Linked DNA regions of Homo sapiens: region 2 is linked to region 1. A link is an interaction called in ENCODE POLR2A ChIA-PET data of the cell type or tissue named here. Cell type or tissue: OCI-LY7. All regions are shown on one strand. Links, peaks and the distances in the headings refer to the core of each region. The heading gives the core; the rest is flanking DNA.

The links. ChIA-PET counts read pairs that join two places held together with the same protein. Peaks named below come from ENCODE experiments on the same cell type or tissue, not always from the same donor. Only the 100,000 strongest peaks of a DNase experiment are listed, where the experiment ranks them.
Region 2: POLR2A ChIA-PET joins it to region 1 with 8 read pairs; 2 of 35 experiments call an interaction of 5 or more read pairs at or near these places.

What each region holds. Positions count from the first base shown.
Region 1 is chr3:67,039,634-67,055,885 of GRCh38, forward strand. No RefSeq gene overlaps it. Among named protein-coding and RNA genes, the nearest start is that of KBTBD8, 49 kb to the left of the region's middle. RefSeq lists a silencer at 8,468-8,527. In OCI-LY7, for the core only: a CTCF peak has its summit at 6,519; DNase peaks (open chromatin) are centred at 6,638, 8,588, 8,968, 9,258 and 1 weaker place; H3K4me3 peaks cover 3,759 bases; H3K27ac peaks cover 4,473 bases.
Region 2 is chr3:66,481,680-66,497,931 of GRCh38, forward strand. The region is part of intron 1 of LRIG1 (leucine rich repeats and immunoglobulin like domains 1); the gene reads right to left. Among named protein-coding and RNA genes, the nearest start is that of LRIG1, 11 kb to the right of the region's middle. RefSeq lists a silencer at 14,026-14,320. In OCI-LY7, for the core only: a CTCF peak has its summit at 8,197; DNase peaks (open chromatin) are centred at 7,012, 8,092, 8,732, 11,142 and 1 weaker place; H3K4me3 peaks cover 4,934 bases; H3K27ac peaks cover 5,000 bases.

The DNA of each region.
Region 1 (16,252 bases), core at 5,929-10,928:
TCTCAGACCCTGTGGGAAAGGCCTCTACCCATCCAGTGAAAGTTTCTACCCAGACCAAGAGGCATTTTAGTTTCCTGACTCAGGGCATGTGAGTAAAATTAATTTGCCAGTCCTAGGCAGGGGCAAATCCCTGAGCTTGATGTATAGGGAAGGGAGGGGGCCTGAACAATCCCCGAGGAGGAGTAGAATAGCAGATGGAACACTGAGAAGTGATTTCCTTGAGGATAGATTTCCACGATGGAAAGGAAATGAGAGGTTCTAAGAGATGGGCTAGTGGCTTGTAACCTACATGGAAGAGGCTATGAAATGACAACAGAATAGAATGGGCCTGTGAGGCTGGAAGGAGATATTTTCCTTGGTCTAAGAACTATTTGCCTTGTATGGGAAGAGATTGATAGGTGGAAGTTTCAGTGGGGGAGTAGGTGGGAGTGACTGATGAGAAGGAGAAAAACTGGTCGTGAGGGACAGAAGTTGGAAAGCTAGCTGCTTCTTTAGCTACCTTATCAGCATAAGTATTGCCCTGAGCAATGGGATCTGATGCCTTTTGATGGCTCTTCCAGTGAATGACTCCAACTTCCTTTGGAAGTAAAGCAGCCTTGAGAAGAGTTTTTATTAAAGAGGCATTGATGATGGAGGACCCTTGCATAGTGAGGAAACCTCTTTCTGCCTATATAACAGCATGGTGGTGCAGGATATGGAAGGCATATTTAGGGTCAGTATAAATATTGATGTGTAGTCCTTTTGCAAGAGTGAGGGCTCAAGTTAAGGCAATGAGTTCGGCTTGTTGAGAGGTAGTGGAGGGGTCAGAAAGTATATGTGTCAGATGTGAGGAAGAAAATAGATTTTGGAAGTTATGAGAACTGTAGAGAGTGAGTTGAGCATAGTTTGTGATTTTGAGGGCCTCTAAAAGTATTAGGGCAGTGGCAGCCACCGCGCGGAGACATGATGGCCAGCCTAAAACAGTAAGGTCAAATTGTTTGAACAAAAAGGCTACAGGGTGTGGTCCGGCTCTTGTGTAAGAATTTTGACCACACAGCCCTGCACTTCAGCTGTGTGTAATGAAAAAGGGTTGGAATGAGTTAGGGAGAGCTAGTGTGGGAGTAGTCTCTAAAGCTGTCTTCAAGGAACAGAAAGAGGAGTGGGGAAAGGATTTAGGATCTACGGGGTCAGCTAGGTTTCCTTTTGTGGGTTTTTATAACGTTTTTGTTAGGATGGCAAAACCAGGTATCTAAAGGCAAAAGCACCCAACCATGCCCAGGAAGGAAAGGAGTTGTTGTTTTGTAGAAGGGGTTGGGGTTTCAGAGATCAGTCGGACATGATTGGCAGGAAGAGCACGTGTGTTTTTGTGAAGAATTATGCCGAGATAGGTAATGGATTAGGCTTGACTGAAGTAATGGGGGCTGTCTGCGAAGCCTTGTGGCAGTACAGCCCAGGTAAGTTGCTGAGGCTGATGGGTATCAGGGTCAGTCCAAGTGAAATCAAAGAGAGGCTGGGATGAAGGGTGCAAAGGAATAGTAAAGAAAGCATGTTTGAGATCCAGAACAGAATAATTGGTTGTGGAGGGAGGTATTGAGGATAGGAGAATATATGGGTTTGGCACTACGGGGTGGATAAGCAAAATAATTTGGTTGATAAGGTGCAGATCCTGAACTAACTTGCAAGACTTGTACAGTTTTTGGACAGCTAAAATGGGGAATTGTAAGGAGAGTTTATAGGCTTTAAAAGGCCATGCTGTAACAGGTGAGTGATAACAGGCTTTAATCCTTTTAAAGTGTGCTGTGGGATGGGATATTGGCATTGAACGGGGTAAGGGTGATTAGGTTTTAAAGGGATGGTAAGGGGTACATGATCGGTTGCCAAGGAGGGAGTAGAGGTGTCCCATACCTGTGTATTAAGGTAGGGAGATACAAGGGGAGAATGCGAAGGAGGCTTTGAACTGGGGAAAAGGGCAGCAATGAGGTGTGACTGTAGCCTAGGAATAGTCAGGGAAGCAGATAATTTAGTTAAAATGTCTCAACCTAATAAGGGAACTGGGCAGGTGGGGATAATTTAAAAAGAGTGCATAAAAGAATGTTGTCCAAGTTGGCACCACAGTTGGGGAGTTTTAAGAGGTTTAAAAGCCTGGCTGTCAATACTCACAACAGTTATGGAGGCAAGGGAAACAGGCCCTTGAAAAGAAGGTAATGTGGAGTGGGTAGCCTCTGTATTGATTACGAAGGGGACGGACTTACCTTCCACTGTAAGAGTTACTGAAAGTGTCTGTGATGGTCCAGGAGGCTTCCGAGGTGATGGGGCAGCATCAGCCTTCAGCCACTAAGCCGAGAAGATCTGGGAAGGAGTCAGTCAGAGAGCCTTGGGCCAGAGTTCCAGGAGCTCTGGTAGTGGCTGCAGGGTGAGTTGGACAGTCCGATTTCCAGTGGGGTCCTGCACAGATGGGACATGGCTTAGGAAGAATCCCAGGCTGTGGGCATTCCTTGGCCCAATGGCCAGATTTCCAGCACTGAAGTAAGATCCTGGGGGAGGAGGTCCTGAAGGAATGCTTGACCACTGTGGTTTAGGCATTTTGAAGTTCTTGTGTGCTGGAGATGTGGCTGGGGTTTTTCTCACAGTGGAGGCAAGGAATTGCAACTCAGAAATATGTTGCTACTTGGCTGCCTCTACTCTATTATTGTACACCTTGAAAGAGAGGTTAATTAAATCCTGTTGTGGGGTTTGAGGGCCAGAATCTAATTTTTGGAGCTTTATTTAATGTCGGGAGTGGATTGGGTAATAAAATGCGTATTGAAAATAAAACAGCCTTCTGACCCTTCAGGGTCTAGGGTTGTAAAGCATCTCAGGGTTGCTGCCAAATGAGCCATGAACTGGGCTGGGTTTTTATATTTAATGAAAAAGAGCCTAAACGCTAACTGATTTGGGAGAGGTTGGATAAAGAAAAAGAAGCATTAACCTTGACTATGCCTTTAGCTCCAGCCACCTCTTTAAGAGGAAATTGTTGGGCAGGTTGGGAAGGGCTAGTTGCAGAATGAAACTGTAAGCCAGACCAGGTGTGAGAAGTGGAGGTGATAGAAGGATTATAGGGTGGGGGAGCGGAGGCAGAGGAAGAATTGGAGCCTGATTCAGCCTGGCAGGGAGTCACCTGAGGAGGAGCAGTCTGGGGAGGAGGGGAGAAGTCAGATGGGTCGGTAGAAAAGGAAGATTGAAAAGACTCAGCGATGCTTGGGGTTGGGACTGAGGGGACAGGCGGGAGGGAAAGAAGGAGGTTTTGGGATCATTCGCATTGGGAACAGAGACTAGGGAGGGACTGATGTGTAAAAGAATGCCTGGACGTCAGGCACCTCAGACCATTTGCCCATTTTACGACAAGAATTATCTAGATCTTGTAGGATGGAAAAATCGAAAGTGCCATTTTCTGGCTATTTGGAACCATTGTGGAGTTTGTATTGGGGTTAAGCGGCATTGCAGAAGAAAATAAGTCATTTAGGTTTTAGGTCAGATGTGAGTTGAGGAGGTTTTAAGTTCTTGAGAACACAGGCTAAGGGAGAAGAAGGAGGAATGGAGGGTGGAAGGTTGCCTATAGTGAAGGAGGCAAGCCCAGAGAAAAGAGAGGGTAGAGATGTGGAGAGAAGGGGTGGGGGGTTCTTGCCCCCCATGAAAGTGGTGCTTGCCACTAAGGGTGAAGGATCAAGGGAGGTGTCCCCGCGGTGATCAGACACCTCTGAAACGTGGGTGAATAATCAAGCATGCGTCCCCGCAGTGATTAATGACCAAGGGAAGACTGTCTTCCCGAGTCTGTGACCGGTGCCACTTTTGGGTTCACGGATAAAACGCATCTCCTCTGTCTCTACCAGAGAAGGAAAAGAACTGAAATTAAGAGAACGGAGAGATTGAAGGATGGCACCAAGATTGAAAGGAGAAAGAGATTGAGGGATAGTGAGAGAGGTTGGAGAAGAGAGTAAAAAGAGGCTGCTTACCTGATTTAAAATTGGTGAGATGTTACTTGGGCTGGTTGGTCTGAGAACGAGAGATTGTAGGTGGATCTTTCTCATGGAGCAAAGACCAGGAGGACAGGGGATTGATCTCCCAAGGGAGGTCCCCTGATCCGAGTCATAGCACCAAATGTCATGCACGTCCGTGTGAAGAGACTATCAAACAGGCTTTGTGTGAGCAATAAAGCTTTTTAATCACCTGGGTGCAGGCAGGCTGAGTCCGAAAAGAGAGTCAGCAAAGGGAGATAGGGGTGGGGCCATTTTATAGGATTTGGGTCGGTAGTGGAAAATTACAGTCAAAGGGGGTTTTTCTCTTGCAGGCAGGGGCGGGGGTCACAAGGTGCTCAGTGGGGGAGCTTCTGGGCCAGGAGAAGGAATTTCACAAGATTAATCGCTCAGTTAAGGTGGCGCAGAAACAAATCACAATGGTGGAATGTCATCAGTTAAGGCAGGAACCGGCCATTTTCACTTCTTTTGTGATTCTTCACTTGCTTCAGGCCTTCTGGGTATATATGTGCAGGTCACAGGGGATACGATGGCTTAGCTTGGGCTCAGAGGCCTGACAGTATACAGATGCAGAAACTTTGGAAGTGTACATAAGAAACCAGTAATAGTGCTTATTTGTTCAGAGGCTGGGAAAGTGAGTACAGATGGTCACAGGTGAGAATAAGATTTTTCTCTGAATCCCTTTTTATATTATTTTATTTTGTACTACTGATTCAAAAACTTACCCCCAAAATAAGATCTGGCAAATACCTTGCCTTTTCTAGGCAGCTCTAATTCATTCCATCAATTCTTGTTTTATTAAGTCATCATAGGGACTATGTGCCAAGCACAGAATTCTTTTCTGGCATCAGAATTGTACAATATTGACTTAAAAGTAATTGACCTAGAATACAGTACCACATGGTGCCAAAATACAAAAGGGTCTGTGTAATACTCAGTTCGAGAAAGGTAAGGTCCTTTTGGGTTTTGGGCCTCTCTGGCTCTCATAGCCACTTCAGAACAGTGAGTTATAACCTTGTAACTTTCTGAATCCATCTACCAGGCTATAAAACTCCAGGGATCTGGTGAGCCAGGCTACTTGGGGCCAGGAATTGGGCGAGTCAATCCATGACTAGGATACAGAGTTAGCAAATAAGGGATTGGCCAGGATTCCCACTCTGAATTTCTTTCTCTCTTCCCCTGGCCTCAATGATCTACCCTGACCACTTACCTCTATAGACCCCTATGAGTGCTGACATTGTGTAAGGGTCAAAAGAGAGAAATAGGGAGGAAGTCAGACTGAGAGGGAGAAAATTGGCATTTGCAGGTTCTACATACATGAGTGGTATTTTTAATTAATGAGATTTTTGGAGACACTTTCATTAAAACCATTTTTATATTTTTAGGCTTAAATTTTTTGAAAAGTTAAATTCTAGGCAAAGAGGCCCAGATCCTTTCAAATAGGGCAAGTTGTGGCTGAAGACCAATTACCTGCATGCAGAGGGCAGAAGACGGAAGGGAGCAGGCAAGCTTGGAATAAATGAGATTCCATTCCAATTAAATGAGGAGTCTCAGAAGCACCTCCCACAAGCTAGAATTACTGTGATGCCTGTTGATGTTTTAATCTCTTCTTTTCTGTCGGGTGAGAGGCATATAAAGAATCAGAGAAATAAGGAAGGCCAGTCACTTGAGAAACCACATAAGCTTTTTTTTTTTCTTTATAATTTTTAAGCATAAAGAGGCTGACTGAAATTGAGATGCGATTACTATACAAATGGCCTGAGAAGAACAAAGGCAACGGTGGTTTTGACAACTGACCATGGTGGATAAGATTTTAATTATTTAAAGAAATCCTAGAAAATCTTAAAAAAGAATCAGATGGAAAGAGAATCACTCAAGCTTTGAAAGGAAACCTAAGGTTAAAATTAACAAGGCACATTAAGAGCTGAAGATGAGTTAGAATAATACCCGATTTTACCTGGTATTTACCCTAGGTTTTCCTCTAAAATTGAGCATCTTGTTTAAAGAGAGTATTTCTTCATATTTCTAGATTTTTTTGTTTAATAGAGAATTCTACCTTGGAGGAAGCCTGAGTAGAAAATTTTGTTAAATTTGGTGACTGACTTAATCATGCCTTTGGGAAGACTAGCTATTCAGACCTTGCAGCTATAACTTAGACATCCTTCTGAAAAGGATGACAGCATCTGCCCCCAAAATAAAGAATTCAAATAGTGGGCAGAGTATCGGGAGAAACTTAGAGGCCACTGAAGTGTTAGCATAAACATGCAAATCTGCAAAATAACCTTGGTATTTTGCCAAGATTATTTTGCAGATTTGCATGTTTGCAAGCAACAGATATATACCATTTTGTATCTGTTGCTCAGAGGACAGCACTAAAATTGGCTCTTTAGGCAGATGCAGCTTTCAAAACAAGAATTAGATTTTAGGTCTTCAGAGTCTCAAAAACAAGAAAGGCAAACAAAACTTAGAGATGATTGTTGAAATATATTTAATATTTTACTTTTGCAACTTGAAAGCTAGTGACTTTTTTTTTTTTCTTTGAGATGGAGTCTCCCTCTGTCGCCCAGGCTGGGGTGCAGTGGCACAATCTCAGCTCACTGCAACCTCCACCTCCTGGGTTCAGATGATTTTCCTGCCTTAACCTCTTGAGTAGCCGGGGTTACAGGTGTGCACCACCATGCCTGACTAATTCTTGTATTTTTAGTAGAGATGGGGTTATACCATGTGGGCTAGGCTGGTCTCAAACTCCTGACCTCAGGTGATCCACCTGTCTTGGCCTCCCAAAGTGCTGGGATTACATGCGTGAACCACCGTGCTTGGCCAAAAGCTAGTGATTTTTATCTTTGCATTATTTTAATAAAGTAATTTTCAAAAGTTTTAAATGACATTGGAGCTCAGTTTGCAAGTTTATCTTCTATAGAATCTTACATACATAAACCAAAAACTAGAAATTTATTAGTTTTAACCTGTAAATTCACATTTATTACAGTTTTTACTTAAAAATAGACTGTTGACAAGCTGATAATTTGAAAACAGAAGCTGTCATTATAATAGTAGTTATGACAGTTGTAGTCCTTTGTCAGCTTCAAGACTCATCTGATTTTTGTATGTTATTTTGTTTGCACAATAGGGAGAAAAATCTTAATTCACTAAATAGGAGCAAATAGCTTTCTAACACACTCATTTTGCATTCTTTGGGTACTGGATTACTTAACTGATTTTGAAACACCACAAAGAATGGTAGATTGTTTTCCTACATTTATTCATTAATACTTCTAACTACTGTTCACATAATTAAGTGTTCAAATTTCAGAGAAGTTGATAAAAAGATATAATCAATTCTTTTGGTAGAAAATGCTTTTAAACTGTATCTTATAATGTGATGGTAAGTGGTGTTTTAAAAAAATCTTGTATACTTCAATGTTTGTCTATAAAATATAGAGTCACTTAAAATTTCAAGTAGTAAAATGGATTTTGCTTTTCATATTAAGTCCAAAATTTTGTTTCATTACTAAGGATGGTATAACTACAACCTGAACAGCCTTACAAATGTTATTTATGTTGTAAAAATTACTGTCAAGACAAAGAAGCTGATGTAAAATGTATAATCAAATGTGACAGATATCACACTCATGAATAATTAATAAAAAGCCACGTATGAAAAGCTACATGTATTTCAAAAAATTAATATTGCATTTATAAGAAGTTCAATTGTATGGAAAGAGATGTCCAAGCAAATATTATTTTGAAATTTGTGCCTGACAGCGAAAGATCAGGCATTAATGCTCTCCAATGTGTTAACATTTGGTATTTAGCACTTTTGAACAAGTTGGTTTGTGTGTTTGTGTGTTACAGTATAAATCACATCAAAAAAAGTATAAAGTCATGTTTGAATTAAACAACATTGTGTGACTCCTGAAGCACATTTTGAAATAGCTTTTAAGATATCTCAATAGTAGAGTCAGAGTTTTGGGACTTAGGATTGGAAACAATTACTACAAGCCTAAAATCCTGAGCTTTCATGTTGGTGTATAAATCCCATAAATCTCTTAATCACTCCTAGGGCAAGCTTTCATCTAATTTTCCCAAGAGAGAGTTATCAGACAAATTCTTGGAGTTCAATTAGGGCATGTTGGAGCTCTTCAGAGGATAGGTTTCATATAATTCTAATAAATCAATATGAATCCCAAGCTTGTATAATATAATTGTGTTAAATTCACTTCTTCAGAATGCTGTGCTATGACATTATGTCTTTAAATTGTTATCACAAAAGGCTGAATTTCTTTTCTAAAAAAAAGTAAAGTTAAACCTTCTATAAGTAAATAATAGGGCATTTTCTAAAGCTGTCTCACAGTGTATTTTTCTGGTTTGGTCTTTAGTTAATTTTACCACTGGTCTGTATCAACTAAAGGTATTTTATTTAAGATGTCACGAATAGTAATAATTACTGAAAAAGATATAGCACCTTAACTTAGGAGGCTGGTAATCTGTCAGAAGCGTAAAAATCATTAACACATGTATCCTTTACATAACTGAATTCACTTAAAAGGCAAACTACCAGGGTCTATAATTATAGCCTGATTACAACTTTCACTTCCTGTGTCAATTTCATGAAATGAAATCCATTCAGCGCACCAGCATGGCACATGTATACATATGTAACTAACCTGCACAATGTGCACATGTACCCTAAAACTTAAAGTATAATAAAAAAAATAAAAAAATAAAGTCAGCTCATAATAAAAAAAAATTGTCTTCATATCTCAGTTTGTTCTTCTTCCTGTTACTGTACTTTAGAAGAGTAATAAACTCTATTTAGCAACTCCTTTCCAAAAGTAGGCAATGTAAAATAAGTCAGCTTCTTCTAAAGCATTCATGTAAATGATTTTAGCCTTCCTCAGTCTTGACCTTTACTTACATTTCCCTCATTATGATAATTTTTCAAGCAATCTGTGAAAGATAATATCACAACTCTCACTTCCCCTAATTATAGGCTTGTTGTGAGAGCTGTATTTGCACTCTCCCACCTTCTTCCTGTTTTGTCCTTATGTTAATCTGTGAAAGAACTAATGGGCATAAATCCTTTAAAAATTATTTAATTCTGGTAAAAATACTTCACATGAGATCTACCCTCTTAGCAAATATTTAAGTGTACAATTATAGTTGACGATAGGTACGATGTTGTATTTGCATTTTTTTGTCTCTGTATTCTATTGACCAAGCTAGGCTCCTGAAGTGGTGTAGCACTATCTGGCATGGTGGATAGTGACATGAGAAGCCAAAAATGACTTCAGAAAGAGGGTAATTCAGAGGACTCATTAGCTTAGGTGCGAGGGAGACACACTACTGCATTGGAGTTGCATACAACTAAAGGGTTTGCTGGACAGCCAGATTTAGTCAGGCAAGTTCTGCCTTCTTGTTCAGATATGTTTTAGCTGGATAGAAAACACTTAAGAAATATCTATTAAGTAAATCCATTCACATAACCAGATATGGGAAAAAGCTGTGTTAGCATGTTCCTGGTATTGTAGAAACCCCATTTTTCACCAATGTACAAATAGAAGGCTCTGCTAAATAACTAATTATTACTTACTGCTATCCTAATAAAGGATAAGAAGAATGCCCATTTATCCAAGTGGGAAAAATTGAAATAATTATTTATTCTTGTTTTTGGAGTGTACTTATACATATATACTTGAGTGTGACTTTCATTCTGGAAACTCACATTGCTTAAAAAAAATTAAGCCACATTAAACTGAAGTTAAATAGTAGTCAAACTACGATTATCTGACTCAAGTGACAACACATTTATCTTTTTCCCATTCTTTCTTTGCTGATCAGTTCTTCAGTTCCAATATAGCTCCCCGTTGACTGCAGCAAAGCAACAGCCTTGATAGAGTTGATTTTTTTCTTCCATTTACTATTTCCCATCTTACTTATCACATAGGAAAAAAGAAGTGCTTTGCCATATATTGCAACTTCCAGAAAAACAAAATCTTCTTTATTTACATTAGAAAGCCCTGAAATAAGTGGAGCAGGTGAAATTGTCACAAAATTTGAAGGCATGAGTTAGCATGGTTAATCAGACATTCTATTCAAAGGTAAGGCACATAGGCTGTCTCATCTTTGACAGGAAGTATAGAGGACTAATGATTTTATCCATTCTTTCTCCCTCATTTTGCTTCATGCAATATACAAAAAATGATTCAGGTGGGTGAAAGACTTACATGTGAAAAGCAAAGCTTCTACGCAATTTTTTAAAAGGAGTTAGGGGAATATTTTTGTGTCATTTGCTAAGATTTGGTTGTTTGACCCCTCCAAATCTCATATTAAAATGTGATTCCTAATAAGGTGTTTGAGTCATGGGAGTGGATCCCTCATGAATGGCCTGGTGTTATCCTTGAGATAATGTGTGAATTCTTGTTCTATTAGTTCCCATAAGAACAAAAAAGAGCCTGGTGAAAAAATAAAATAAAAATAAAGATAAAAAAGAGCCTGGAACATCCCTGCCACCCCGTTGCTTCCTCTCTTTCCATGTGTCTCTGCACATGCCAACTCCCCTTCACCTTCCATTATGAGCGGAAGCAGCCTGAAGCCCTCACCAGAAGCAGATGCTGATGCCATGCTTCTTGTACAGGCTGTGAAACTGTGAGCGAAATAAGCTCTTTTTCTTAACAACTTACCCAGTTTTAGGTATTCCTTTATAGCAATACAAACATGGATTTAGATAGCACTGGAGCAAAAATGAACAGATCACAAGAGAAATGATTGGTAAATCTGACACATGAAAATTAAAAACTTGTATGTAAAAAAAGACACTGTAAACTAAGTTAAAAAATGACGACAAAAGGGAAAAAGATATTTCAAGACTTATAAGAAAAAGCATTCCTATCTAGAAACTGTAAACTCCTACAAGTCAATAAGAAGACAACGCAATTAAAAAATGGGCAAATAATATGAACAGGTAATTCACAGATGAGAAAACTCAAATAAACATATTAAAAGATGTCCAACCTCACTAGGAATGTGGGGAATTCAAACTAAAACAACAATGACCACATTTTATACTTCAAAATTTACAAGTCTATTAATACCAGGTTTTAGCTTGTAGAGAAAGAGGGAATTTTCATAAACTTCTGGCAGAAGTATAAATTGGTAAAACCACTTGGGAAAGCAATTTGGTAACACTTGGTAAAGAAAATAAACCTATCCACATTCAGGTATATTCCTTGACTTTTGCACATATGCATAAGGAGACATTATAAAGGTATTCATTACAGCAATGGAAACAACTAGATGAATGGCCACATAAATGACAAAATCCTATATGGTATCTAAAATGAATAAATATACCCAATACATATCAAAATATGATGTTCAGTGAAGAGCAAGTTTCACAATGTTTATTATTCAACTTGTATAAAAATATTAAGATATAGTTTATGCAGAAAAATATACAAATATGGACAGGAAAGATATAAGCCATCATCAGAATAGAGGTCATCTTTGGAGAGAGAAACATGGAGGGGATTGGAATAGGGGAAAGAAAAGAGGACATTCACTCTTCTCTGTAATATTTTATTTCATAAAAACAATTGCTGAAGCAAGCATGGCAAAATTAACATCTATCATTTGGAGTAATGAGGACATAAATATATATTATATTATCTTCTGTATTTTTTCTGCTTATTTTAATCATTTCATAACTAAGCAATAAAATAATAGCTGTACACTTTAAAGATAAATTAACGATAGATGCTCAAAACTAAAAATTTGAACTACTTAAAATATTTTATTTTCCAAAATAACAATTGATAAAAATTTTTTTAAAATTAAAAAACTGATTTAAAAAATAAAAAAGCTAAACATTACATAGCAGGACTTATAGAATATGGCCAATATGTTCTTTAGACAAAAATTGATTGTCTTTAATGCACTTACTTCAAGAGTTAATTCAGAATAATTCCTATAAAACCTGAGGCAAGTAGCTGAAGGAAATAACAAAGATGATTGTAGAAATCAATACTTTCAAAACTGGGTCTTTAGAAAAACAAAGAAAATAGAAAAATTTCTAGAACATTAAAGAGAACAAACAATAAAACCTAATAAGTGATATTAGAAATAAAAAAGGCATACCTACAGAAAGAAATAGAGAAGTAAAAATGAAAAGAGACTAATACACACACTGGTATGTGAACACATTTGAAAACAAAAAAAGAAATAAATCTTCTTAAAAATATACATATAAAACTTAAGAAGAAATAGGAAACCCAAATAAAAGGCAAACAAGGGAAAAATTAAGGATGGTATCAAAGGCTCTTGCATCGAATAGTATTATGAGTGAATTATTTAAGACGAAATACATATATATACCCACACATATATATATACACATATATACACACACACATATATATATACACACATATATATATATACATATATATATATGATTCCCCACCACAGAAAAATATGGAAAGCTACCCAGGTCATTTTCCAAAGCTAGCAAACCTTGAAATCTACATGTGTCAAAGATGGCATTAAAATGTTTCTATAGCTTTTTCTCACTTATAGGTATAGGGTGCACTAAAAAAGAATAATTAGCAATAGAATTAGCCAATATATTAAAATAATTCATCCTATGATAACAGTATGTTAACTTATCAGTAGAGCCAATAAGAAAAACACAGATGCAGCCTTAACAGGTCCTTAATCAGAGTTGGGATAAATTTTTTTTAATTATTATTTTTTTAACCTTATTTTTTTTAAATTTTACTTTGAGTTCTAGGATACATGTGCAGAACATGCAGGTTTGTTACATAGGTATACATGTGCCATGGTGGTTTCCTGTAGCCATCAACCCATCATCTAGGTTTTAAGCTCCACATGTATTAGGTATTTCTCCCACTGCTCTCCCTCCCCTTGCCCTCCACTCCCCAACAGGCCCCAGGGTGTGATGGTCCCCCACCGTGTCCATGTGTTCTCATTGCCCAACTCCCGCTTATGAGTGAGGACATGAGGTGTTTGGTCTTCTGTTCCTGTGTTAGTTTGCTGAGGATGATGGTTTCCAGCTTCATCCATATCCCTGCAAAGGACATGAACTCATTCTTTTTATGGCTGCATAGTATTCCATGGCATATATGTGCCACATTTTCTTTATCCAGTCTATCATTGATGGGCATCTGGGTTGGTTCTAAGACTTTGCTATTGTAAATAGTGCTGCAATAAACATACGTGTGCATGTGTCTTTATAGTAGAATGATTTATAATCCTTTGGGTGTATACGCAGTAATGGGATTGCTGGGTCAAATGGTATTTCTGGTTCTAGATTTTTGAGGAATCGCCACACTGTCTTCCACAATGGTTGAACTAATTTGCACTCCCAATAACAGTGTAAAAACATTCCTATTTCTCTACAGCCTTGCCAGCATCTTTTGTTTCCTGACTTTTTAATAGTCGCCATTCTAACCGGCATGAGATGGTATCTCATGGTGGTTTTGATTTGCATTTCTCTAATGACCAGTGACGATGAGCTTTTTTTCCATGTTTGTTGGCCAGATAGATGTCGTATTTTGAGAAGTATCTGTTCATATCCTTTGCCCACTTTTTGATGGAGTTGTTTGTTTGTTTTTCGTGTAAACTTGTTTAAGCTCCTTGTAGATTCTGGATATTTGACCTTCGTCAGATGGATAGATTGCAAAAATTTTCTCCCATTCTGTAGGTTTCTTGTTCACTCTGATGGTAGTTTCTTTTGCTGAGCAGAAGCTCTTTAGTTTAATTAGAACCCATTTGTCAATTTTGGCTTTGTTGTAATTGCTTTTGGTGTTTTAGCCATGAAGACTTTGCATATGCCTATGTCCTGAATGGTATTGCCTAGGTTTCCTGGAAGGGTTTTTATGGTTTTAGGTTTTACGTTTAACTCTTTAATCCATCTTGAGTTAATTTTTGTATAAGGTGTAAGGAAGGGATCCAGTTTCAGTTTTCGGCATATGGCTAGCCAGTTTTCCCAACACCATTTATTAAATAGGGAATCCTTTCCCCATTGCTTATTTTTGTCAGGTTTGTCAAAGATCAGATGGTTGTAGATGCTTGGTGTTATTTCTGAGGGCTCTGTTCTGTTCCATTGGTCTATATATCTGGTTTTGGTACCAGTATCATGCTGTTTTGGCTACTGTAGCCTTGTAATATAGCTTGAAGTCAGGTAGCATGAAGCTTTGTTATTTTTGCTTAGAATTGTCTTGGATATATGGGCTTTTTTTTTGGTTCCATATGAAATTTAAAGTAGTTTTTTCTAATTCTGTGAAGAAAGTCAAAGGTAGCTTGATGGGAATAGCATTGAATCTGTAAATTACTTTGGGCAGTATGGCCATTTTCATGATTCTTCCTATCCATGTTTTTCCATTTGTTCGTGTCCTCTCTTATTCCTTGAGTAGTGGTTTGTAGTTCTCCTTGAAGAGGTCCTTCATGCGCCTTGTAAGTTGTATTCCTAGGAATACAGCGTTGCTTTTATTGTTAATGGGATGGATAGATGGATAGTGTGTGAGATTTGTCTTTTTCTTTTTAAATTATATTTTCTGATTGATACATTGAAAAGCTACTAGGGTGTGTGTGTTTAATTCGAACAGACTTTTAATTGACTCTATGGGGTTTTTAAAATAAAATTTTCCTGGGCTCAAGTGATCCTCTTACTTCAGCCTCCCCAGTAGCTGGGACTACAGTTGCGTACCCCAGTCCAGCTATTTTTCGTGTGTGTTTCATGATGGGGTTTTGCCATATTACCAAGACTTGTCTCAAACTCCAGGGCTCAAGTAATCCTCCCACCTTGGCCTCCCAAAATGTCAGAATTATAGGTGTGAGCCAATGAGCCTGGCCCAATATTATTTCTGATAGCTTGGCCAGTCCATTGGAAGGAACCATTTGTTTCAACTTCTCAAAGCATTAGTGCCTTGGTGGACATAGCTTCCAGACCTTGCATTGGAATACTAGCAAAGTCTAAGAGGGATTCAGTCTTTAATTTCATAATATAACAGCCTGATAATTCTGTATATAGGAGCCATGTAGATGAGATACTTTTTTAGAACCTATACTTACTCAGTGTATTATGTTTCTGTTACAATAGCTTTTTTGAGAAATAATTCCTGTATCATACAAAATTCACTATTTAAAGTGTGTAATTCAGGAGTTTTTAATATATTCATGGAGTCGTACAAGCACTATCTAATTCCAGAACATTTTCATCACTCCTAAAAAACCCATACCCATTAGCAGTAATTCCCCTCTTTCCTTCCCCCAGCCCCTAGTAACCACTAATCCAGTCTCTGTCTCTACTGATTTGTCTATTCTGGGCATTTTATATAAATGGAATCATACAGTATTTGTCCTTTTGTGACTAGCTTTTTTTCACTTAGCATAATGTTTTCAAGGTTCATCCATGTGGTAGCATGTATCATTACTTCATTATTTTCTATTGTCAAATAAGATTCTATTGCATGAATATATAATATTTTGTTTGCACATATTATATTTTGCTTATTCATTTATCAGATGGAGGTCACTTCAATTATTTCCACTTTTATGGCCATATGCTGCCATGAATATTTATGTATAAATTTTTATGTAGACATATGTTTTCACTTATCTTGGGCATAAACCAAATAGTTAATTTACAAGTTCTAGTGTAATTTTATGTTTAACATTTTTGGGAGCTCCAAAACTGTTTTTTTAAAGTGACTGTGTAAGTTGGGCATGGTGGCTCATGCCTGTAATCCCAGTGCTTCAGAAGGATCACTTCAGGCCAGGAGTTTGATACCTGCCTAGGCAACATAGCTAGAGCCTTCTCTACAATACATAGATACATACAAAGTGACTGTGCCATTTTATAATTCATCTAGCAATGTATGAGGGTGACAGTTTCTCCACATTCTTGTCAACATTTGTTATAGCTCTTCTTTTTAAATTTTAGACATTTTAGTGGGTCTGAGAGAAATAATACACTGTATTATTTTTATTCTTTTGAAATTGTTAAGGTATGTTTTATGGCAGAGAATGTGGTCTACCTTAGTGAATGTTCCATATGAGCTTGAGAAGAATGCACATTCTGTTGTTGAAGTAATGTAGAGATGTCAATTATATTCAGTTAATTGATGATGTTTTTGAGTTCAACTATGATGTTTTTGAGTGCATGCGTCCTTACTGATTTTCTGTCTGCAAGATCTGTTCATTTCTGAAAGAGGGGTGTTGAAGTTACCCAACTATAATAG
Region 2 (16,252 bases), core at 6,710-11,709, 560 kb before region 1:
CCAAATTACTCCTTACCTTTAAAACCTTTACAGGAAGTAGTGATCTTTGTGGCAGGAAGACAAATAAACGAGAAGGGATGTCTAAAACTCTATCACAATTATCTATGAGAATGCTCGTTCAGTGCACTACTTTTACTTTTCAAAGCACATGCATACAATGACAACTCACTTTCGAGACCATGTTTACTTTGCTGAAAGCCACATTCTAAACATGGGCTCGCTTGCAGAAGGGAAGCAGCTTACAATTCAACCTTGTTTATGCTCCAAGTAGGTTTGACAGAAAAACCACATAAATTTGTTTTAAAATAATTTCCATTTGCTGGAAGCTGTTCCTGAAAGGTTCTCAGCCACGCTAATCTGCGCTGATTCCTACCAGCTGTAGGTACCAGGCACCCTGGCCACAGACCGGGCAGCCTGGGCACAGGCAGGCTGGCTCTGCAGAAGGCTGCAGCAGTACAGGATCAACAGAGCCACTGCAACAGTCCCCTCCGCAACACGCGTCCACATCTGTTTAAGAAGAACCCAAAGATGTCCTGGTTCAGAGTCAAAACATGTGACATGCCTGTTGAGAGCACAGTTTTCTATGCAATTACACCTGTGCTCTCTCAGAAACACAGCTTCCCTAGTACCAAAGAGATGTACTGTGCTCAAGCCCAAAGACCACAGTGGAGGACAGCAGATGATGTACTGGGCTGAGCATCAACAAAGGAAGGAAACTGAAAAAGGAAATATCTGGGAGTATCCTGTGTAAAGTCTTCAGCCTCAACATCCAAAGAAATGCAGATTAAAATAATCTGAGGCAATTTCCATCCATTAAACTGGTACATGATTACAGAAATAAACAGCATTTAATGTTTGTGAGGGTGTGGGACAAGCACAAGTTCACATGTAAGTTGGCAGCCTCTTTCTCAGAGGCAGTGGTACCGAAAATATTAAGAATCTGCATATCCAGCGCTATCTGAATTGGGTAACTCATCCTAAGGAAATAAATGGCTAAACATTTATGCATAAGGATGTCTATCAAAGCTTAGGAAAAAGCCTAAATGCCCAATATCAGAGAAACTTTACAAGTTTTATGTAAGTTGTGTAATAATTTATTATACAATAAATATTAAAGCACATTTTAAAAACTGCTTAAAGTCAGGGAAAATATTCAAGATATTGAGTCTTTAAAACATAACTGAAATAGGTATTCAGCCTCACACATTACTGGAAATTTATACACTATCCAGTGATAATATTTATCACCGAACAATGAAATCAGTTGTTTTTTCTTTTGTACTTTCTTCTTTATTCAATAAATGCCTAACATTTGTCACCAGAAAATCAAAAGTAATAAAGACATAGTAACTAGGCTAACAGATCAATAGCACCCCCTCCAGCACCCCCCGTAAGGCCACCAAGACAGTAATCTGCCTAGACTATTCCAGCTCACTGGGGACAAAAGGCTTCCCTACAGCATCACAGTCCAAGATCTCGATAGCCATTAAAAGAAACATGTGAGGCTGAGCTCATCAGGGAGAACACAGCTTCCCATTGCCCCTTGCTAGCATGCCTGGGAGACTGCCCAGAGAGGAGCTCTGCCAGCTGGGTTCGCAGTGCTCTCTCTGCCATGGATGGAGATCCTGCGTGTCTGAGGATGGGGGTGGGGGCCAATGTCTCACATCTGAAGTCCAAGCTAAAAAGGCCCAGATTTAGAAATGTATCTGCCTGAAGTCTCCTGCCATAGAAGCTTCTATCAATTTACATAGTTACTTGGGCTGGGTCCACAGAGGGCAGGGTAACCTGTCCTTAGTGTTCTCACAGCTCCCTCTGGTCAAGGAAAGCAGTCTTTCTCTCTGCCAGCAGCAAAGAGGGAGAAAAGCTACCTTGGCCTGGTCATCCTTTTTGTCAAAGCAGAGGCCTGAGCAAAGTAAGAGCTCAAGCAACCGAAACCAGCTGCCTGGCGAGGGCTCAGCATAAACTGAGCAGAATAACCACAAGGGGAAGGGTGTCTAGACAGCCTCGGTCTATGGAAGAAGCCACCCTCCCCTGCAGTGTCAACTCTGGAAAAGCAGGCTCCAAAACGCGGCTCCAGCAAAAGAGCAGATGAGAGACCATGTCAACAGCTGGGAAGGGCACCGCGGGCTCCCTCGCCAAACGCAACACAGAGGAGAGCGCCTGAGCCTGGCCCACCTGCCAAGGACAGCCACCAGCAATCCAGCAGGGACGAGGCGCCCGAGGACCTCATGTGGGGACAGTTCACATGCACTGCTTTAACTACAAAGCCACTTCAGTGACAATTCTTGCATATGGGACTTTTCCAAAATTCAGAGAGACCAAAAAGACCGCCAATTCTAAATGTGGCAGGTAAACAGCCTGTCATCTTTTCAACTTCGGTTCTATTTGTTTCTTCTTTCTTTCCATTCTTCTAAGTTTCTCAACACTTAAGAGACTTTGGTGGAGGGTGGTGAGGGGTATAGGAAGCTACTAAACAAGCAAGGTATATTCAGGAAATACACAGATGAAGCCTGGGAGGTCTGAATTATTCTATCTGGCAGAGGTATTTCCACAGGACATACAGGACTCTACAGAATGAATGCCACTATCTCTATCTACACTGGTATCTGTCACGAGCATTTAATGTGTCACAGGCTTCACACTAGATTCTGGGAATACAATGGTGGATTGGAAACAAAGCCAGTCACTGCATTCAGGGAGCTTACAGACTAATGGGGTAGTCAGAAACGAATCAAACATTCACACAAAACTTCTATACATAGCACTGCAGAATCCTCACGATGGGAATCTAACTTAAAGGGAACGTCAGCCATGGTTTCTATGGGGAGAAACGTTTAAGACAGATGAACAGAAATCTGCAAGGCGAAGAGGGAAGACCCATTCTCCAGACAGAGGAAATGGTGGGTGAGGGACATGGGACATGGTGGTATTTAAAAAGTCTTTTTAAAAAGCCCCACGTGGTGGCTGGGACAGGTGGGGCCAGGTAAGAAGCGCGATGAGGGGCAGGTGGACAGTAACAGCTTTAAACAATGGGATTCATGTGCTCCAATTTGCAACTCTGCAAAGACCCCTACAGCTGGGGGCAAGGGGTTGCAAACAGATGTGAGTAAAAAGCTCTCTCCTCCCTCTAAAGTCTGCATAACAAAGTGAAATAGTAATGACAAAAAAAATTTAAGATAAAATTTATACTACAGGCTAGGCATGGTGGCTCACACCTGTAATCCCAGCATTTTGGGAGGCCGAGGCCAGCGATTGCTTGAGCCCAGGTGTTCGAGACCAGCCTAGGCAACATGATGAAACCCTGTCTCTACCCCCAAAAAATACAAAAATTAGCCAGGCATGGTGGTGCACACCTGTAGCCTCAGCTGCTCAGGAGGCTGAGGTGGGAAAATTGCTTGAACCTGTGAGGCAAAGGTTGCAGTGAGTCAAGATCACACCACTGTACTCCAACCTGGGTGACAGATTAAGACCCTCTCAAAAAAAAAAAAAAAAGGAAAAATTATCATACAAAATTATTGATAAATTCCACCTTTCTCCTTCCATCTTGCTGCTACATTCCTTTTCTTTTGAATGAAGGGTGGGGGCAGTGGGTCACTGGCGGCCACAGCACTCTCCCAGGACTACGTACATCTTACAGAGCCACAAATCCAAGGCATGCCAAAGATTTCAGGCGGTGCATAAACTCCATCAGCAGGCTAAACTGTTTATATGTTCTTGAGTTAAAAATACACCACTCGGGTCAGCGTTAACACCAGGGCCTTATCACCAAGGCTGTCTGTGAGCTGGTTACACAAGGCTGGACCATGACTCGCCCATCTTTTAGATGTGTCTCAGTCTGCAAATTATCTAACGATTCATCAGTGAGATGATCATAAAGCCAACAAATATACACGCATTTGAGAAAAACACTTTCCAAACCCAAGGATACTTTACTGTTTATAAATAGTTTACTTTTTTTGATCCCCAAGCATATAATATTCGCAGTTGCTCCAGAAACCAAAGGAACATGGAACAGGAACACAAACCACAACCTAACAGAAACAATAAACAACAGATGGCAAAACATATGTGCATGTTACCACCCCCTTTACCAAACAGGCAAACCAAAAATGGATCTGACACACACGCCTACCAACAAAGAAACACGCTCTTCAAGATCACATTCAAGACACCATGTATAGAGCACCAGCTGTACAGCCAGAACTACACTAGGTGCTTCAAGCCACCAAAGACCAATCGGCCTCCAGGAATTCAGAGACGTCAAAGGGAGGCCAGAAAGAAGGCAGTGCTAGTCTTACCGTATTTTCTTCTAAACATGTACACGCAGGTCTGAATTCTAACTGGCAAGTGCTAGACTCTAAACAAGTCATTCAACTACTCTGGGCCTCATGTATACAACAGAGACAATATTTTTCATAGAGTTAAGATGGTGATGATCAGTTAACACAGATATATCCTGCTGCAGAAAGGTACACTATTATTGCGACAGTTATAATAATAACATTATAGCTACCCTTCCTCAAGCTTCTGCTTGTGTGTTAGGCCCTGTGTTAAATATTTCATTTTTTTCCTTATAACAAGCTTAAGGAAGTCGGCACTACAATTATCCCCATTTTACAGAAAAGGAAACTGAAGTGGAGTAAATTGCCAAGGTCACCCAGGCAGCCAGGCCCCAGAGCTGCCTCTTAACCACCGTGCGTCATGAACCGCACAGCTGCTGCATCCCCACAACCATGGCCCCTCATAACCAGATGCCTGGAATGCAGGACTCTGAGAAGACAAGGACACAACATTATCTTCCCCTGAAGACCCTGAAATACTGCACTGCTCTGGGCTTTTCACTGGTTAGCAAGGCACCTGAACTTAAAGAGCTCAAGACAAACGCTTAAATTCTGATTCTCAAGTCACAATCGACTCAACTAATGATTCTGAATAGCTGATGTTTATGACTTTTTAAAAATGTCTCAAAACAAACGAAAAGGGTCACAATAAGTAAGTGTGGCTATCGTATTGTTTTCCATGTATGGACATGTCTATTTTAGGTATCACAGACTCACGTCCAATCACTCTGCCAATTTCACCTCAATGCTAGTATTTTAAACTCTGACTAGAATTTTCCAACTACACTGTAACTTTACGCTTTTGTGTTTCTTCTACATTTAAAAAGAATGCCATTTCCCAATATATAACTCCCAGATGTAGAATTCACAGATGATTCATCTCACAGAACAAGTGTTCTGAGACATCAGCTCCAAATAGAGGAAAAACTTGGAATTCCCTTCGCCCTCAAAGTAAAAACTTGCCTAGATCTGCTTTGCTCAACAAAGTTTGCTTTCAATTATATTTCCAAATTCTTCTAACAATAACTCCACGGCGTCTGGCACCAACACATCTGATTCTTTGAAGTGGTTCTCAAGCAGAAAGTAGAAAATAAGGAGAAATGGGAAAGGAAGAGAGGACTATCCATAATTTTTGTTTTAGGTCAAATATTCTCTCTAAAAGTTCTGACATATAAAATCAGACAAACCACAAGCTATGACTTCTCATTGAGGGGCCACACTGCAAGAAGCAACAGCAATTGAAGAAAGCCTCTGCATTTAGCCGCTGGCTCCAGAGGGGAAAACAGACCCTCAGCACAAAGAAAATGGCCTTTTACTCCTGATATTTAAATTCTAAAAACACTCCTATGAAGTCCTCCACACAGGCCAATCAGGAAAAATTACACTTCAGGGGTAAACCTCAGAACCCCTTAGAGAAACAATGAAACTGGGGGATCCGTTCTGCCCTGAAAGAATGTACCAAGCTCCAAGACAAAGTGGTAAGGCAATAAACAAATAATTATCAAGGGACTCCTAGGTACATGAAATTGAATGATCCCTGCTGCTTTCAAGTCTAAGTGGAGAGAAACACACACACACACATACACACATACAGGGATGTGTGAAGAGTTACCTAATCAGATAGACTCAGAGATTCCTCCGGGAAAGGACGAGATGTCAACAATAAATTCACCAGAACGAGACCAAGTGAGTAACAGGGAGAGTGTGTGACACTGACACACGAGGCTCGAAGAAGGGTGGGAACATCATTTGGCCTGTTTTGAGCTCAGAAAGCACAATGGAAAAAGGTCATCTTTGGTTCTTAAAGGGAGAATTTTTTTTGTAAAGTCTAGTTTTTTGGACACTCTATTCCTAAAGTAGTCCCTAATTGTTGTTAAACTTCTGTCAAGAAGTTCCAGACCACTAACTGTTCCTCCAACTTCATTGCATTTTAGTTGTATCCCCAAACAAAACTCCAAATTCCAAGAATTTGTTCCGGAAAACAATAATAAAAATAAAAATAAATTTTAAATCCGGAAGTTTCGTTTTATGAAAATTTACACGATAAAGAATGAGTGGAAGGAAAAGAAAAGCCCAAGAATTTCCACTGAAGGCACTAACAAATTCCACGTCGAAGAAAAGTGGACATCCAGAACAAAGAAAATAAAAGCTTCTAGATTCTCCATGAAAAGTATTTTAAGGAGTCCAATTACTGTCATAATTTTCAAGATTTTCAAAAACAGTGTAACTAAGAGGTAACCAATGCAAACCTAGGTAGATGGGTAAATTTAATATGAATTTGGCCAAAAACAGAGTCAGACTTCAAAATTAGAAAAAGCCACAGCCGGGCGTGGTGGCTCACATCTGTAATCCTAGCACTTTGGGACGCTGAGGTGGATGGATCACTTGAGGTCAGTCATGAGTTCAAAACCAGCCTGGCCAACATGGTAAAACCCTGTCTCTACTAAAAAAAAACAAAAAAAAAAAAATTAGCCTGGCTTGGTGGCAGGCGCCTGTAATCCCAGCTCTTTGGGAGGCTGAGGCAAGAGAATCACTTGAGCCAGGAAGGCAGAGGTTGCAGTCAGCTGAGATCACACCACTGCACGCCAACCTGGGCGACAGAGTGAGACTCTGCCTCAAAAAAGAAAAAGGAAGCCACTAGGCTGTACATGTTAATTGGCTGAGTTTCTATCTTGAAAGGGATACACGAAAGATCTCCCTGGTAAAAGGGATGGCAAGCTGGCCCAGAAAGAACAGGCAGTGCAGTGAGTAGCTGCCCTTCCTGTGGCCATGACTATAGAATGTGACAGGTGGCCCATCCAGTCCTTAAAGGCAGTTTCTCAGCATCATTTACAACTTCACTTATGGCAAGTATTCACTGAAGGACTGCCTGAGAAAGATGCTGCCTGCAGTGGCCCTGAGAAAGGACCCTTTGGGAAAACATGCCTGTAATTTATTTTCCTGGTTTTTTTTCTTTAAATTTTTACCTAAGTTCTTAAAATTCTAAATCAAAGATCGAAAGTGGATCTGTACCAGCCTCCACAGTTTTCTTTGGGCCAGAGGGGAAAAGGAGGTAAAAATGAAGGAAAGCACCACTTTCTTTGTGGAGTATTCACTCCTCCTCAATAATATCTCAAGGCTCACAAAAGGGTCCCTCATTGAGACTCTGCATGCACATACCCTTTTTTCTCTTTGCTGCTTATGGTATCCATCTGAGAATTTCACTCAGAAGTAGCAAACATTGGCCTAGCATGGTAGCTCACATCTGTAACCCCAGCACTTTGGGAGGCCAAGGCAGGAGGATCACTTGAGCCCAGGAGATCAAGACCAGTCTGGGCAACACAGCAAGATCCCATCTTCACAAAAAATAAAAACTAGCCAGGTGTGGTGGCACATGCCTGTAGTCCTAGCTACTCAGTAGACTGAGGTAGGAGGATCACTTGAGCCTGGGAGGTCACGGCTATAGTGAGCCATGATTGCGCCACTGCACTCCAACCTGGGTGACAGAGTGGGACCCTTTGTGTGTATGTGTGTGTGTGTGTGTGTGTGTGTGTCTAACACACACACAGAGAGAGAGAGAATGTTTAAGTATCCTAGATACAGATCAATTTAATTCTTACCATCCAATGAAATATAAGTTTACTCCCTTTTTGCTTCAATTAGAATAGAATCATGAACCTAAAAATGAGGGGTCTTAGAAATTATACATCCCTTTACAGACAGGAAATGAAGTGACTAGCCCAAGGTTATGCTGCCAATCAGTGGCAGAGCTGGGACGAAACCCCAACGTCTCCTGAGGCCCAGCCATGAGCTAGTTTCCCATTCTACCACATCCTCACTTTCATGACTTTAAGAAAATTAATTTTTTCCTCTCAGGTGAATCATTTTTATGCCTCTTTGGGCAAGCACCCCTTTAAGAAACTCCATGAAAACGTGGTCTCCTTTCTGTCCAGAAAGACATTCTGAGCACCACGACTTCACATAAAGTTTCTCCCAAGTAAATAATAAGGTCAGCCAATCTTTATTTTAGGATAGTAATGAAATGAATATAATTTACTCATTTCTAAGTATTGTTTCAAATGACCTTGTGAAAGAACCCAAAAATCTCCATAGAAGAGTCTCTGATTTTTCCATTGGGTAAAGCATAGCCCTGGATAAGGCCAAACCACCCAAAGCAAAGAGTCCTACACAGACTCCAAATCTGAGAAAACAATCAGAGGAATTTGGGATGAGGCAGATCTTAATAACTACAGGGCATGTCAGCTTGTTTTCTGGATCTCCCCTCCTCCAAGATGGAAGGAAACCCTGCTCCCTTCGAGCTGCAGCCTCTGCATCCATCACTTCATTGCATCAACAATTCACTTCCTGGAAGCAACGAGCTCTTCTGACTGTTTATAAGTTTTGCAAGCACTGGGAGCTTGTGTGCCAGAAACTCACACCAGCCCAGGTGGAGGGAGGAAACCACAGACACAGAGAAAAATTCTTCTTAATTAAAAATAAAACGAAAACTAAGACGGAGGCATGATGCTGGGTCAAGGTACCACCACACTGCTAAAACCAGATGAAAGAATGGTGTTCTCCTAATTTGCAGAACAGCACTTAATTTCATAGAATCTCTCAATACTAAGCTTTTCTGCCCCATAATTTAAAAAAAAAAAATGCATTGGAGCGTGCTTCCACTTTTCTAAACAGAGAACCCACTGTAAATGGTGTATAATCGGTTATCATATAAATTTAATTAAGCTTCACAGATCCACCAGTTTAACCTGACCATGTTGGACAGCTTTTAAGGCCACCGAACACTCCATAATCTACCTGGAATTTGATTTTCACAGATAGAAGATGGAAGTCATTCCAAAAACTAGGATAAAGTGAATGGAATTTGGAGGACTAGTAATTCCCACTCAGATTCCTAAATGAAGCTGCAGCTAGCAAAAAATCCATTCTAAAGAAGCCCCCTCACCAACAAAGTACCGGACTGAGGAGAAATTAAACTATGGACTTTTATAAAATAAAACAAACCATGCAGCAGCTACTTGGAGAACACATTTTCAAATCTGTGTGAAGTTTAAATCAAGCACAGAGGGTTCCAGGAACCTAGTTCTTTGCTTTTTGAAGATTTTTCTTACAGGCTGCCTCTAACTCTATTTAAAGCAGCCTCAAGTAGCCACAGCTGGAGGGTCAGGCCTTACAAAGTAAACAATAGTTAACTCAATTCAGACTCATGACTTAACTACAACCAACGGCTAATTATCCCTCTACTAAACAACAGTATCTGAGACATCACTTTTTAAATGATCTATTCCATTTCTAATTATGTTTGTTCACTAATGGATTTTAATCAACAATTAATAGCTTGGTAGAAACCTCCCAAGTAAGAGCTATGTGGAGAAAGTGGAAGGTTAATCAGAATTGCACATTCTGGCAGAGGACTAGCACAAAAGAGCTTGCTAAACACCTCCTACAAAAGAAAAAAAATCTGTATTTTGAGAACATATAAACTAGGGTGCACACAGAATGTGCCCAATAAACATTCTGTAAATATATAGCTTACCAAAACGCCCTTTGGAAAAACACAGTTAAAATGAATGTCAATTTTTTCAAAACTTCCAATTTCTTAAAACCACCCTACAGTAAATAGTATGGTATATAAATTATATCTCAATAAAGCTGTTAACTTAAAAAAAACCTATACATTTGCAGATAAAATGATATGCCTTTGATTTATTTCCAAAGAAAAAATAAATAAATAACATGGAAGGGCAGCAGCATATTGGGAAATAGATCAAATAAGACAGCTGATGATTGTTGAAGATGGGTGACAGATACCTAGAGTTCATTACATTATTCTGTCCACTTGTGTAGATATTTACCTTTCTCCATATTCAAAAGGTAAGAAAAAACACTCCAGAGCAACAGAAGTGAGTTAGTTTATTTAAACTACCTGCCTGCATATCAACTGTTCCCTTAATTCAAAATTTTTTCTAAAAGCTATGTATTTCAGATCATCTCTCAAGAAAAAGAAGCTGTACCTGCAACAGCTTACTTTCTAATCAGTTGTAAGTTTTCTCTAAGCAGAGCCCAGCTTGTTAATTTCTTGTTATCCAGCCCAAAGTGCTAATGCTTGAGAGACAAATGCTTTCAAACAAAAGAGCACTGGAACTACAAGATTTGAAACAACAGCAAGATTATCTATCCTCCAGTTCAGAAGTGTTCAATCCTTCTCATTGCATTTAACAGGCTATCATCAAGTAGGTAATCCGGAAGAAAAGAAGTTCAGTGCAATGTATGCTTTGACCAAGATAAGCAGTAAAATATTTCAATGGCAAATTATAAATTGGTGGAAGGAGCAAAACAGGGAGGGGGAAGCTGTTAAATGCTGCATAAAGGAGTCTTAGAAAATAAAGTTGTGAGTTGTTTTTTTTCTAATCAGCTAAAAAAAAGAAGAAAAACCCTGCATTACGTTCATCGTGTTTCTCAAAGTCCAGCTAATTCTGCTTGTAAGAGAGACCTTCACTCATTTCCTTCATTTTCTTCCCAATAATGTGAGATCTTGAGAATGCAGATCATAAAAGATAAGAGATTAGAACTTTTGACCACAAAAGTTCAAAAACTAATCAACGCAAAACACTTAAAAAGAGGCCATGCTTTCTTTAAACCCTCTAAATGTCACCTTTTGCCAAAACAAACTGAACAAGCAGTAATTAGAACCTGCATCCTGGTTCATAAGGAAACCAAAATGTATTAGGACTTGCAGAAATGAACAGATTGGTTGTTCGCACAATGGGCCTTACCGGTTATGCTAGATTAAATAGTAATAAAGACGAAAACAATCGTGGCCGTTCACGTGGGCAAGGCTGTGAATCATGGCCATTCACTGGGGAAGGAACTCAGGTACAGGTGCACAAGGAGTGATAGCAAACAGTAAACAGCTTTTCAGGTGGCATCCTTGCCAGATTCCTCAAATGACCCTGTGTTCCCCGCCTGTGTCCCCTACAAAGTTACTATGCAATTCCAAACAGACCAAAACAAATGAAAAATGTTCTTTGCATACAACTCCACAATTGTCTCCTGTCCTCCCTCCTCCCTCCTCCCTCAAGGTTTTCCAAAGAGAAGCGGGTACAGTGAGGATTCAGTTAGCCCTAAAGTCTGTAACTTAACCCTGTTTGGAAGAGCACACCTGCATTTTTCCAAGCTATTGACTGAGAGGTGCTACTTGCACCTTGGTAGGGCTCAGTTTCAATGAAACCCTGGGAAATAATAGGATAAAATGATTAGTTTAAGGGCCTCTCACTTCCCTGCCACCTTCCCATACCTGCCTCCCTTCCAAAAGGATAGTGGTAAACAGACATAACTATTTGTACAACTGGAATAGATTTATAAAATACCTCAATAATTTTTGCTAATTATATAATCTGTTGCAACTGTTCATAGCTTCCTGCCTGTTTGGCTAAGATTTCCAAGGGTACATGAGGTTCACTTGTGGCACTTCATACATATCACCAAAAATCCATGGGAGAAGGCCGCTTCATACATATCACCAAAACTCACAGGAGAAGGCTGCCATCTTCCCATTCCAAAAGACTCCTTCACAGCAGAAAGGTAAACATTTCCCAGGAAAGCCTCTGTCACCAGCAATCTGGCTTGGAAGCTGGGTGTGGTAGCATGAGCCTTCTAGTCTCAGCTACTCAGGCAACTGAGATGGGAGGACTGCTTGAGCCCACGAGGCTGAGGCTGCAGTGAGTCTTGATTGCACCACTGCACTCCAGCGTGGGCAACAGAGTGAAACCCTGTCGAAAGAAAGAAAAGAAAGAAAGAAAGGAAAGAAAGAAAAAAAAGAGAGAGAGAGAGAAAGAGAAAGAAAGGAAGAAAGACGAAGGGAGGGAGGGAGGGAAAGAAGGAAAAAAAGAAAGAAGGGAGGAGAGAAAGAAAAAAGAAAAAGAAAACAGAGAAAGAAAGAAAGAAAAAGAAAAGAAAGAGAAAAAGAGAAAGAGGGAAGGGAAGGGAGTGGGGGAGGGAAGGGGAAGGGAAGAAGGAAGGAATCTGGCTTGGAGAGACTGGCTGTGAGACAGGATAATAAATTGGAGCTACTGAGGCCTTTAACCTTCAAATTGTGCTCCAGAATCATCATAAAGTAGATGGACCCAAGTTGAGGAACCTAGCTAAATATAGGCATCATCTAACTTTGTCCTCACAGCTTCTATAAGATAGAGCATTTTTCTGTCTTTTTAGACATGAAGAGGTTTGCCCAAAATCACACATGTAGCTGTAGACTGGAGGTGCCAGGGATGGACCACAGAATTAACTTTCAACCCCTTCACCGCCACTCCTTAATGACGAGTGTGAGTTGGGTGTGACCACCAGCGGCAAGAGCCCCTGCATATTTAACACAGTAAAGGTGAGGAAAGCTTTGTCCCTAGCCCATTCTCTCCCCCAGTCAATAACCCAAATGGAGACCAGGAGACAGCTGGGTAGCAAATGCCCATTTAGAAGATATAAAGAACTAAAGGCAGGAAATGAAAAGTATAAAACCCAGTGAAATGGAGAAACAGCTTAAAAAACTGAAGGACTTCTATGAACAGATTGAAGTTATAACTTGTGTTTCAAAAGACTATGCATAAAGTACTTAGGTAAAAACCATTGATAACAAATTATACAAAATATAAGAATATAAGAACATATAAAGCAAAAAGCCTTTGTATAAGAAAAGTTCACAAGCATACCCACCACCCCCTACAAAAAAGAGACACAAATTGCCGACTTTCAACTAGAAATTAGACCATCAATAAACTGCAAATTTTTTCTGCAATCTTTATTGATCCATTCATTTTGCTTAATAAGAATGGTCATGTATCAAGTATTTCAGCAAAAAACTTCTCAGTCCTAGTCATAATTGGACAATTAATTGGTCAGTCGGGACTGCTCTTCTAAACTGTGCAGCTATATCAAATTCTTTGAGCAAAACATAAATGCAGGTCCCAGAGGTAAACTATTATAAAAATGTTAACCACTGGTCTTCAAAGTGCTCTATTTCTTTCCAGAGGAGATAAGATCTGAGTTTCTTACCAATTTCCACACTTTAACTTGAAACAAAAGCACAAGATAACCACATAACTGACATACAAGAACTGAAGCCATGAGGTAGATAGAATGAACCCTAGTGGCTCAGTGTCATGCTTAAGTCATAAAAAATAACAGTAACGGTCCCTAAATTTCCCACAGGCTGGTAAACACTGGAGATTTTTAGATATTTGCCCTTCCCTGCCTGGGAATTTTTCCTCCACCCGTCCTCCCTCCTGTCTCAAGACAATGCCATCAGCCTTTGAAACTGCATCCATTGTAAACAGCTCTGAATATTAACACGGCCCAGAGTTCTGTTCGCTTTTAAAAGACCCCCAGGGTTTCAAATTGCAGTCACTGAGGAGGGGGAACGTACCCAGTGAGTAAATGTCACATAGCTCATTCAAAAGGAATTGAAAGTTAGGCTTGCTCGTGAAACTTAAAGTCCTTCTACCTATGGGGTAGGTCAGAGGAATCCCTTTTATGTTTTAAACAAACGAGGAAAAGAAGAAAGAAAGACTCTGATACAACCAACATCCTTTACTGCATATAACAACTTTCAATTCAATGAATCCCTCTTCTAGATTTCCCTCTCCTGTGCATGCCACTTTTTAAATAACTATAGGCTATTTTAAACAACCTCCACCCAGCCTTCCTATCTAACAGACCTTCAGGGCTTTAGCAGGTGCACAGCACTGGGCCAGGTGCATTGTTAAGTCACACAAAACCCCAGTGCTCTCTCCTGCATTCCTGTCCACCCTGAAAGAGAGGAGGCTGAAGACTTTGCACCAAGGAGACACCCCTGCAGAAGCGGGAGAGGCCCTTTCATTGTGATCATGGTGTCTGAGGGAGAGAAAGGTCAGCCAGAGGCCGTCCCAATGGACTCAGGGAAGCTGCAGGGAGAACCCAGGCAAAGTAATTAACACTGGAGGGAGGAAAGCTTTCAGCTAACGGTGCAGAGCTGGGGAGATGGGACATGAGGACATCCACTAGGAACCAGCTCTCATCACACTACACTTAATTTTTCTTCATCTTTCTGAAGATGGTTCCGAGAATTACTGCTGATAATATGTTCAAAAGTCCAAAGTCTGTAAAATCTAGTAACCAAATATAATTATGCAAAGAGACAATACACTACTTTTTAAAACAGTCCCTTGAAAAGCGGGGCAGGAACAGTTCTGACATGTCCTAAAGGCAAGAGGGACATTGTGTGCCAATACACAGTTAATTTACATGGGGCGCTGGGAATCTCTGGACACTTCCTACTTTAGCAGTACTCAAAGAATAGATATTACGGCCACAATTTCATATCAGCAAGACTTAAACAGTGTGCCTTTTTCTCACGACAACCAATATTATTTGCCAGAAATCTCACCTTACTCAAAAAAAGTTGTCAGAGAGCTATCAACAGACAAGTTATCCCCCAACAAGAGGGAAGACACTTGTTGCAAAAGAAAAGGACTCTGAGCTCAAGCTAAAGTTCCCTGAAACTCTAAGAGCACTTGCACCTTTCAGACTGTATTCTTGGCAATTAACCTGTGTTTAAAATGCTCCCTATTCCAAACAACCCAGGTTCTTCCCTGTCCCACAAATCGGAAGACTTTTGTTTCAAAGTCTGTTGAGTTTAAGTGATATGGAGAAGGAAATATTTCAGGACCATCCATACAACAATCTACTTTAAAAAAAAAACATGAATCTCAGTTTAGGTTCCAGAACAATTTGGTGATCTGCACTTTAAACTTAATTTGCATAAACAGGATGGAAAGTATTTTCCAAACCCTTAATTCACAACACCCTGCACACCTGGGCCTTCCAGCACAGCTGTAAAATTTGAAAGACAAAGGCCCTCTTTGCTTCCCAACCACAATGGCAACCACAGTTGGTGTTTATTTTCTAAGGTAATCATAAGTACCACTTCTTTGCCAAAACTGGCAAGGTTAGATTTAAGCTAACTGATCTGGTATTGCAAACACATAGTACAAAGAGATCAAAATCAATAAACTCATCTTAATGTGGCTTAGGATAACCACACTTGGTATACACTTTTGTGAATATCCTTGCTTTAGAATGCTCTGTCATCTTCACTCCACACTGAGAACAAAAATCAGGGTTTGTTCTTCCTCTAGGCCTGCCTTCCTAATCCTAATCCCAATCCCAATGGGCTACCATTCAGCTCTCAGGACATTTAAACTAGCAACATTTTGTGACTAAACACTGCTGAAATTTACGGCACAGGTAAGAGTCTAAGGTAAACTGTATTTAATACTTCTTAAATAGCTTCTGAAGCCATGCTCTCAAAAATAATTTCAAAGAAAGCAAATATCTGAGTTCTAAGAAGTTCAACTTCTTCTCAGGTTCTGGGAAGTTGGAATAAGGCTTGGCAGTGGCTTGGTGCTATTTATGAATGTGCTAGTTGGACCATGCCAATCTCACCTACGTAATGGGCTGGGAGACTTAAATTATGGCTTGACTACTACAACTGTAAGTTATTGTGCTGAAAAGTTATCCTCAGGCCCCAAAAATGAACCGATTATCATTATCCATTCTGTTTCTTCTATTCACACTGCATTTACATTCACTATTTAAAAGTTTTATTTTTCTTATATCAGGCCTAGAAGCAACTTCCACATCAGACGCACTGTTTACAAAAAAAAAAAAAAAAAAAAAAAAGGTCCCATAAAGCCACAGGTCCTCTGCTATCTCAAACCCACAGCCTGAAGTTGTTTGAACTAGCTGCAGTAAATCCAGTTCATGGGTTTATAAACTAGCTCAAAGCATTTTCTAGACACCGTGGGCTTAGAGCGTGTAAACTTGGTGAAACTACAAGATATTTCATTATATCATATACAGACACTTTCTCCCCTAAAGTCTTG